Regions from separate parts of the Homo sapiens genome. Here region 1 is linked to region 2. A link is a loop called in an ENCODE intact Hi-C map of the cell type or tissue named here. Cell type or tissue: tibial artery. All regions are shown on one strand. Links, peaks and the distances in the headings refer to the core of each region. The heading gives the core; the rest is flanking DNA. Region 1 overlaps SYNPO2 (synaptopodin 2). Region 2 overlaps SYNPO2 (synaptopodin 2).

Region 1 (5,385 bases), core at 186-5,185, 120 kb before region 2:
AAATATCAGAGAAATTATTTAGATCAGAATAGCTCATACAAGGAAGATTTTTTTAAAATATGGACATTGAACAGATAAAGGAGACAGTAATATTTTAATAGGATAGTGAAAAATATAGCAGATTGACAGTGACAGCAGAAAAAGAGCAGGAATACAGATATTTTCAGAAGATTAAAATGGTACTGTGTACCCTCAAACCAGGCAAGTTTTTCTGAGAGGTCTCTAAACATATCTCCTGCATAGAGTAGATGATTTTTCTTGGAGCTGTCATAAATGCTTTATAGTTCTCTACATTAATTCATGTCGAATATTTTCCATGGTTGGTCAGACTCAGACTTAAAATAGATCTGAGAAAGGTCTTCAGGTTTACTTTCAGTACCATTATTCACTTCATAGCCAGCTGGGTGACAACATGGTGTGTGGCCAATTAAAGTTTACAAGGTAACCTTGCCTGAATTATCCTGGTCCATCGAATACAAATAGTAAAGTGAAGGTGAGAGAATAGAATTGCAAGGAACGTGGGAGAAGCAGTTGTCAAAAAGCAAAGCAAACACAAGAAAAAAAATCTGTGAGATCACTCAGAAATGATGCTAATAATTGTGTGCTCTCACCCTACAGTCTCCACACACATGGGGTTCCTCGTGCTTCACAATCAGCCCCTGTAGTCAGTCAGTAAACCTTCAGGTCCCAATCATGTGGTTTCTCCAGGTGAAACAATAGCCATGTACACCTTTATGTGCGTCCTGCCTTTTACATGTTACTTCGTTATCCTGTATACTCTACCACTTGCCTCAGCTGAGGAAAACAAACTTATGCTTTCATGGGCAACTGGAGATGTACTCACTTAGTTCCTTAAGTAACTGGGGAGGGAGGGTGGGAATCAACCTTTAAAGATAATTATCCTTCTTTCCTTATCCCATTTACTTCATTATTACTATTATTATTATTATTATTGAGACAGGGTCTCACTATGTTGCTCAGGCTGGTCTCCAACTCCCGGCCTCAAGCAGTCCTCCTACCTCAGCCTCCCAAAGTGCTAGGATTCCAGGCATGAACCACCATACCCGGCCCCATTTACTTTAAATAAGTTTTCTGAAATGAGTTTATATATGTAAAAACATCTGGCAAAGAACCTAATACATAATAAGTGCTCAGTAATTAAGACCCTCTTTCTTACCCACTTCTTACTAAACTATATACATTCCAACAATCCTCCGAGTATCTTCTCTGTGATATCAAACAGGTGGCTGAGATTGACAGACCAGAGCTGCTCCCTGTCCTTCATAGATTCCTTATTCCTTTAACACTAGTAATAGAGATAAGGCACTACCTAAAAGGGAAATCTCAGTCAATATAGGTTATACCTTCACTACATTTGAACCTTTCACCATAGGAGGACAGCTGTTATGTTACATAAAGGCTGATTCCTGATGTTTGATATCACTGATCACTGTCTTTCTTGTGGCTACAGCACAAATCCTAAGTCTCCTGCTTACTTAATATAACGGTACATGTCTATTTTGGGGTGCTCCTGGATTTTTTAAGTGTGCAAAGAAGATAAATATATTTTAGGTCAATCTGAGTTGGATTTTTGACTCATTAAAAATATTATACTCCTTGGACCCAGATTAGGAGGTGACATATCTGAAATTAAGTAAGTTGAGGACTTTGCTAGGCATTCTCAGGGACTCAAGAAACACTGCAAACAATTCATTTCAAGCAAAGTGGACACTCAGCTTCAGCTACAAGATTACTCTTCCACAACAGATGGTTTCCACACCTGAATTGTGACACCACTTTTCTTGGCTGAGAACTTTGGCCTTGGTGCCACAAAATAAGATGATGAGGCTGATTCTTGCTTTGGCGAGGTGGGAATGCCCACAGGCACTGGGGATGCACTGACTGGTGAGGAGGCCTCTGCAAAGAAGGAAGGAGGAGAGGTATAGGCTGGTACCGAGTACACTGACGAAGCCTGCACATTCGTAGGTGAGGCAGCATTCACTGGCCGGGGAGGAAGAGCTTGCTTCATGGCCAGGGCTGAATTGACCTTGACTGATGACTTCTGGGGGAGGCCATCCTTTGCATCTGGAGGTTGGAAAGTAAACAAGGATGCATTGAGCTGATACGGTTGGTGCTTCATGACATCTAATGCATTGAGGGGTTTCTTTCCCTTTTTCTTGCCCATTTTGGAGGGCTGTGCAGCTGATGGCTGAGACTTGAGAGCAGCCAGTGGGTAAGACGGCGAGTGGATAGGATTATAGGCCACAGGAGGAGGTGCTCGGACATTGGAGGAGTACTTCCAACTGGCCGGGAGAGATGGAGTGGGAGACTGAGCTCGAGCAGCGTGGGCCTGCACCGTGTCTGAATCGACCACATACTTCTCCATTCTCGACTGCCTTTTAGCAAAGAGCTGAGCTCCTCTCCCACTCATTCCTGGAAGCTCATTGGATGGTCCCACTGCACCAGGCTGAACAGCATTGACTGTTGGTGTGGAAACTGTTGGTTTGGGTGTGTAATTCTGACTGGCTACTGCTGCTTGTGGTCCTTTGAAGGGACCAGCCACGTTCAAAGTACTTGCAGGCCGGGCAGGAGGGTAAGAAGGCTGGGCTATTTTGATGGAGGAGACAACGGTGCCCTTTGATGGGTTGGATGTGGGGAAGGCAGGAGGTTGGGTGGGAGCCACTCCTGGAGACCAGACTGGGGAAACTGGAGTTACTGGTTGGGAGGATGAGGACTTGACTGCAGGTTTTGGAGCAACAGGAGGAGGGGTCTTTTGTTTGGCAGAGGAGCTTTGCATGAAATTACAAGCCTCTGCCCCCAAGCTGAGGTAGTCTTCTTCCGGTCCGGAATCACCTCCAGCTCCAGTGCCCCGTTTGCCTTCTGAATTTTGAAGGAGTGACAAGAGTTCAGGATTTGGGCTTACTTTGGGCTCTTTAAAAGTAAACATGGGTTTTGTCGTGCTTCTCCTTTTGGCCTCCTGCAATATTCCTGTTCTTTTTGCTGGCACTGAGATCCTCTCATCTCGGGAAGCTATTCGCTCAGACGAATCGTAAAAGGCTGGCTGGGACCACGGGGCAGGCTGGGGCCATGGAGGGGGCTGTGCTGGGCCAGCAATCGGACTTGAAACCCCTCTGGAGAAGGCGTCAGGGGGAGGAGTGACTGCAGAGTAAGGTGGAGGTGCAGGAAAGTCAGCAATGGGACTCGTCATGTTTCGGGTTGGCGAGAAGGGGGTAGCTGGCTGATTCACAGACCCTGGGAAGGGTTTGGCCGTTCTATTCATGGGGACCATCCTCTGGATGTTTGCTGTCTCAGATGTCCCACTGAAGCCATTCTGTTGGGGAACATGGCCAAGACCATGACTCACCTCGATGTAGCTTTTGCTCACAGAGCTCTGCGTTCTTACCGACTCTTCCTCCTTTCTTTGGTAAGAAGTCGTGGTTCTCAGGCCATCGGTCTGGGCAGCATCTTGTTCTCTGCTTGGCGTTCCACCTACCTTGTCCTCTTCTTTTTGGGCTGTGATCTGATCCATTCTCTCCCTCCTCTTGGCAAACATGAGGGCTCCCTTGCCTGTGGTGTCTGGTAACATCTCCATCTTGTCCCCTCTGTTCAGTTTCTTTTCAATGTCCACCAGTCCAGAATCCCAGTCAAAGTTCACAACTTGTGTGTTGTCGTCAACGTCAGACAATAACTCTTCATCCACCTCTGATTCGCTTGCACCAAGAAATGCTACTTCACATGTATCCTCCTTGTCACCTTCTTCCTCCTCGTCCGCCTCTCGCTCAAGCTCGCCAGTACCGTAGCTAACTAGGGTGTATTTCCTGGCCCTCCGACGTCGCTTCTTAAACATCAACACCCCCTTGGAGTTGGGGTTGGGAGCATCCGTTAGAAGAAGGGCAATGCTTTTGCATTTAGATTTTGCTTCCTTCACTTGTTTTTCTGACAGGCTTTCACTCCTCCTGAGCCCTAGGGAAAGCAAAAAAAAAAAAATTATATTGAGCTGATGAGTTCAAGGAAGACACCACAGCAACTCAGAAATGAACTCTCCTGGGGGAAAATAAATATGTAAAAAATTGCCATTGAGTACAGAATTTTGAAGGAATCCAACACATTTCTTTTTCTTATTTCTCTTAACATGTTTCCTTCTACAATAATATACTGTTCTATTTGTTTACATAAAAATATTTTATATATGCTGATTAGAATATATGTTTCATACATTTGTTTCTCTAGAGATCCTTCCACTTTAATAATAAAAACTGGCTAGTAAATGTCAATTAATAGGATAAAATTAGAATTAAGAAGGACATAATTTAAAGACATAATATTTTCTGAAAAACAAGATGAGACATATCTCATACTTCCATATTTTAAAATAAAGTGTCAATATAAAACTGTTTCCAGGAATCTTAAAAAGGGAGGAGCGTCCCAAGAAGATGTTTTAAAATTTTCTAAATGTTTTAATGTAATGAATTTAGCTATTTAGGTTTTCTTCTTTCTCTTTTTTCTTTTTTTACCCTGACAACCACCCCAAATCTTTCCACTCACAGCTACTGGATTAATATAAATTCAAAACACTGAATTAATCATTGAAGGTACTGAATCAATAATTAAAATTCAAAATATGACATTATTGTAAATACATATAAGAAACTCTAGCTACAAAGTTTTCTAGACAGATTTGTTTGTAAATGTATTGCTATTTTGGAAATACAATATTACTTTCCTTGCAGCAAGAATAAACCTTGGAGAAATTTAAAAATTGACTTGTGACCCACTTAACTGTGTAAAAACTGATGCAGAAATTAAGTCATTTAAAACAAGAATATGATTTTTATTTTATAAAAATAAAAATATTTAAAATTTTCTTTCATTATTACTATTATAAAAAAGAAATGGGTGGCAAATTATAGCAACTAAACATATAGCATCTATCATTTATAATTTATAGTTATATCATATTTTCAATGATAATGACTGTGAGTCCCCTAAATTTTTTAATTCCTCAAAACAGTTAAGTGGAAAATTAAGAAAAAATTTTTGACTATTTTATGATTGAAAATTAGCTCTTTTTGTCACAGACTTAATGGTTAATTTTTTTTAAATAAAATATAATCCAAGGAAATAATTTTATAATATGATTACAGGCATTTACTGGTGATCGAATTTTCTAGAGAAAAATAGTTGAAACTGTGGTTATTACTAAATAGAATTCCTTTTTTGACTAGTGTTATACAACTTATTAAATTGACAGTCACAGTTGCACAGTTGCTGCTAACTTCACTGCCAACATGTAAAGTATGTGAATGGTGTCTCAATACTCTTGTTTAATATGCTATAAATGTGAAGATGGCCTACAGATGCTTAAAGTATAAGGAATGATTAACA
Region 2 (5,385 bases), core at 173-5,172:
AAAATAACTTTTTTCAGCAAACATTAAGACATCTGGTTTCAGTTTGGAATTATATGTTGGCAAACATTGTTTAAAAAATGGATTTTTTAAAGTTTAAAAAAAGAACTTTCAGTTTCTAGAAAGTTTTTATAATGTGGAATTTGTATGGCAAAGAATTTGTATAAAAAGCTGAATGGGAAGGATTGCTAAAGGTAAGCTCATGCAGCAGGCACTCTTCACCTACTTTCTCTTCTACCTAACTCAACAATTTGATGGGAAAACTGCCAATTCAGTTTGTACTTCTAACTTTTTTGTTCTTTGAATTTAGAAAGTGACAGAATGTAAAAATTTAGTATATAGGGCCTGCTACTATATATTTAGCTATTTTTCCAATATTTTGCAATCATGTTATTCTCCTTACATTATACCAAAGTATTTCTATCACAAATCTTTTTTATCAGTGTCTCAGAATGGACTAGAGAAATGACTCATGGCATAATAAAAAATCTCTTTTCAAAAGCATAAATGATGATGCCTATTTAGTAACACAAAATCGTTCTTACAGATTGAAATATTGTATTAGCATTGCTGCCTGGAAGTCACATATAATAAGGGACAAACATTCATATATGCACATGTATTTACATAGCATGAAACCACGTTTTGGTTTTGACCAAATTGTTTCTATTTCTAACAGCAAAGCTACAGAAGAAGAATTCAAAAATTAAAAAGCTGGATTTTCATCTATTGAATCACAAAACTCTGACACTATTATTCATTGAAGAGATTACCATGGTTGAATTCTCTGAATTTAAGGTGAGTTTCTTTTGTTTGTTTCTTTTTTGTTGTTTGTTTCTTTGTTTTTTTTGTTTGTTGGTTGGTTTGTTTTCTGTTCGAGATGGAGTTTCACTCTTATTACCCAGGCTAGAGTCCAATGGTGCGATCTTGGCTCACTGCAAACTCTGCCTCCTGGGTTCAAGCGATTCTCCTGTCAGCCTCCCAAGTAGCTGGGATTACAGGCACTCGCCACCACACCCAGCTATTTTTTTGTATTTTTAGTAGAGACGGGGTTTCATCATGTTGGCCAGGCTGGTCTCAAACTCCTGACGTCAGGCGATCCACCCGCCTTGGCCTCCCAAAGTGCTGGAATTTCAGGTGTGAGCCACTGTGCCTGGCCTGTTTCTTTGTGTTTTAATCAAATGACTTTACATCTCCAAGATGATTAAAACAAATTTTTTGAAAACAGCAGAAGGGCGGGGCACGGTGGCTCAGGCCTGTAATCCCAACACTTTGAGAGGCTGAGGCAAGAGGATTACTTGTGGCAAGGGGCTGGAGACCAGCCTGGACAACAGAGCAAGACTCTGTCTCTACTAAAAATAAAAAAAGATTAGCCAGGCATGGTGACGCATCTTTGTAGCCCTTGCTACTTAAGAGGCTGAAGTTGAAGGATTACTTGAACCAAGGAGTTCAAGGCTGCAGTGAGCTATGACTGCATCACTGCACTCCAGCCCGGGGGACAGAGTAAGACCCTGTTTCTAGAAAAAAAAAAAAAAAAAAGAAAGAAAAATAAAAGAGGAAGAGGAAGAAGAAAAAGAAAGCAGAAATGCTCTGAAACTTCAAAAACAGCATTATATCTAAGAATAAAAAGTTTATTATAAAAATATATGGTAAAACATTTTAAGAAAACATTTTAAAATAATAATTTTAAAACTCAAGATCTAATAGTAAGTAATAGGTTTATATTTCTTAGACTTGGAGTAGCAAAAGATTTCTCTAACAAAACCTGAAACCATTAACTATAAAAGAAAAAAATAGGCCAGGCTCTGTGACTCACCCCTGTAGTCCCAGCATTTTGGGAGGCTGAGGGGGGTGGATCACTTGAGCCCAGGAGGTCGAGACCAGCCTGGCCAACATGGTGAAACCCCATTTCTACAAAAAATACAAAAATCAGCTGGGTGTGGTGGTGCGTGCCTTTATTCCCAGCTACTCAGGAGACTGAGGTGAGAGGATCACTTGAGCCCAGCAGGTTGAGGCTGCAGTGAGCTAAGATTGTACCACTGCACTCCAGCCTGGATGACAGAGCAAGATTCTGTCTCAGAAAAAAAAAAAAACCCAAAAAACCCTAAGTTTGACATATTAAAATTGTTATTCATCAAAAGAAACCTTAAATAACATGAAAATATGGGTTATAATATAGAAAGGTCATTCACCATATATACAATGAACAAAGCGTAATATGAAAATTATATAAAGTACTTGTACTAATCAATAACACAAACAATTTAATGTAAAAATGTTCTAAAGAACACACAGCCAATAAATGTATGAAGAGATATTTAATTTACGTGGTAGTCATGAAAATAGAAATCAAGACCACAATTAGGTACCATTTTATATCTAGCAAAATGGCAAAAATAAAAATAAAAAAATAAAAAGTCTAATAAAATGAAGCATTAAGAAGTTGTAGAGCCGCAGGATGCCTTTTATATTGTTGGTGGAAATGTAAAATCATGCATCAACTTGAACAAGAGTTTGGCATTTTCTCCTAAGCATGATCATTTACAAACCTATGACCCAGCAATTCCATTCCTGGGTATACAACTAAAAGAAGTCTTTGCCCATGTACAAGAGGAAACATGTTCTAGTAACACGTGTTCACAATAGCAAAAACCTGGAGCAACCCAGATGCCCATCAACAAGAGAATGGTGAGTGAACTGCGGGATACTCACACAATGAAATATTACACATTAGAAAAAATAAATTAACCAGAGTTACAGCCATATGGATAAATCCTAGTGGTAATATCTTAAGTGGAAAAACAAGTCCCGAAGATTACATACAGCATGGTACCCTTTTAAAAAAGCTAAAACCAACTAAAATAAAAATATCTACTTTCTAGGAATGTGTAAATATTCAATAAAACTATATAAAAAGAAAGGTAAGTAATGGAATAGAATTCAGAATGACAGTTACCTCAGGTGGGGAGAGGCAGGGTGATAATATTGGGGTTGAGGTCGTTAATGTCAGACATCAGGTATTATCTTAGTTTTTGTTTGGGGAGTTGGTATTACATATGTTTATGATATTATTAGAAATAATTTAAGAAGTGTGCTATGAACTAAGAATTATAATTTTTCAGCTCTCGTATTCCTGTTATCCAAAGTAAAATTTAAAAATAAATTTAAATAACTAAAAATTCATGATCTATGGCTCAAATGCTTTAGAAGGCTTTCAGACAGTGACCTTATTCATTGATTTTTCTGTTTTTTTTTTTGTAGAACTTTTTTGCATCTAGTATTTTTCATTATATAATAAATACTTCCAAATATCAAAATGAAGTATATAAAACATAAACATATTAAGCACAAACTTCAGTGAATTCTAATCCTTTCCAACTCCACTAGTTTTGCTACAAGAGTAACTACCCTGTCTTACTCAGTCTTTCTCCCTCTCCTACCAATATTCTAAGAAACACTTTCCTGGGCCATCTTTTCCCTCAAGTAGGTGCCATCTTCACTCTTCCTGTTTTCTCACCAATTACATTTTATTTGCTGTCTTTCCTTTACTGCCAAACTTTAAATATAATTATCTAGACTCTATGTCTCCACTTGCTGTCTTCTAATTCTCATTTCTCAGCCAACTATTATGTGGCTTCCATCCCTATCATTTTATTGAGAAATATCACAAAAAAACCCTCCCAGATATCAAATGTGTGGTCTTCTTACCAACCTCTTCATTGAACCCACAATATCTGTCACTAATAAATAATTCCTTGAAATACTCTCCTTTTTAAACTTACCAGAAATACTTATCCTCTTTCTATCTTTCTAATGACTTATTTTAACTTTTTTCCATTGACTCTTCTTTCTCTGTCCATACTTTAATTATTGGTCTTCTCCAATTTTCTGTACATACTCTGTTCTCTTGGCTTCTTGCTTCAGGTATTTCAGCTATTATCCCTAGATTTCCTCTAGCCCTGGCCATTCTCCTGAACCCAGACTGATACTCTTAATTCTGCATTAAAAATCTCCTTCTGTATGCTCTATAGATAACTTAAATTCAATTTATTTAAAATTAAATTTATTTTTTTCTATAATTGCTCATCGTCCTCTAATACAATCTCTCAATAAATCCAACATCCATCCCTTTGTCATCCAAGATGAAACAATCAAATTACTGTCCACTCCTCTCCTGACCCCACCATCCATATCCTATATCCTTCTAATTTGTCTATGTTTCTTCCTTTTCAGCCCTGGTGCTATGGGCGTGATCTAGAATCCTATTATTTCTCACATGGCGTATGGTAATCACCATTCTCCAAGCTCCACCCTTTGATCCATTTCCACATTGCCATCAGTCATCTACCCAAGTATGCATCAGATAATGTCATCTCCCTGTTTAGAAATCTTTAATAAGAATTTGGGAGAAATAATTTTTAATGAATAAGATGATGCATTTGAAAGGAAGAAGACAGAGACTTTTAAACCTGGTTCTTTGAGTTAATAAACTCAGAAGTTGTAAAAGTATCTTTTAACCCTTTCCATGATGGTGAGGTAGCAAGATCTTCATTATGGCTTTTCTCACAATGTTTTCCTGCGACCCTGACACAAAGACCTCACACAAACTATGGAAAATGAGTGTAGAGCTTGAATGTTATTACAGGAACACACCAATGAGTTTTTCTGCTGCACACACACACACACACACACACACACACACACAAACAATAAATGAAAGAAGGCTCAAGATGAGCATTTTGAATTCTAGCTATTTGAATTCTGTTTTATACATAATTCACTGACCTTTCTCACAATACTGTAACTGAAACTATAACACCAGAGCTGGAATGTTCTTGAAAAAGTTTAGTCTCTACAGACTTCTTGCCATTCATTGACATGCCATGATCTTGCAAGCCTTCTGTGTCATTGCTCCAGGTACTCCCTAGGTCTGGAAGTTCTCGGTCCAATTCAGACATCAGGGTCTAGTTTGAATGTTAACACTTCTCTTTATTGCTCCCTGATGATACTATGCAGAATTAATTTTTTCATGATTTGTATTTCATAATACATTATATTAATATATTCCTCTCTTTAAAGCCTTGTCATCTTGTATAATAGTTATAAATCTGCCTTTTCCATGAAAATTTCTTAAGAGCAAGGATAATGTCTTTTTCACCCTAGAACCTAGCATAGTACTGTTGCACAAAGCAAACAGTAAGTATATGCTTACTGAATTAAAATGAATATCAAAAGCTAATGCTAACAATTAGTTGGAATCCATAAACCTGGGAAGTATGGTTGATTTTGCCTTGAAATAACTCTTCTAATGGTCATAGACCCAACTTGGAAAATTACATGAAAAAATAATTCTTACAGTGAAGTTGAAGCTACAAACAAAAATAATAA

What was found. Hi-C counts contacts between places; a loop is a spot of excess contacts. Peaks named below come from ENCODE experiments on the same cell type or tissue, not always from the same donor. Only the 100,000 strongest peaks of a DNase experiment are listed, where the experiment ranks them.
Region 1: it touches region 2 in a loop (3-fold over the local background); 1 of 110 quality-filtered maps calls a loop at or near these places.

What each region holds. Positions count from the first base shown.
Region 1 is chr4:119,028,423-119,033,807 of GRCh38, reverse strand. SYNPO2 (synaptopodin 2) reads right to left here. Exons shown (of 5, transcript NM_133477.3): 4 at 1,781-3,963. Among named protein-coding and RNA genes, the nearest start is that of SYNPO2-AS1, 46 kb to the right of the region's middle. RefSeq lists an enhancer at 1,637-2,136. In tibial artery, for the core only: no CTCF peak of the experiment used is centred there; a DNase peak (open chromatin) is centred at 2,312; H3K4me3 peaks cover 5,000 bases; H3K27ac peaks cover 5,000 bases.
Region 2 is chr4:118,912,881-118,918,265 of GRCh38, reverse strand. The region is part of intron 1 of SYNPO2 (synaptopodin 2); the gene reads right to left. Among named protein-coding and RNA genes, the nearest start is that of SYNPO2, 27 kb to the right of the region's middle. RefSeq lists an enhancer at 562-1,062. In tibial artery, for the core only: no CTCF peak of the experiment used is centred there; no DNase peak of the experiment used is centred there; H3K27ac peaks cover 5,000 bases.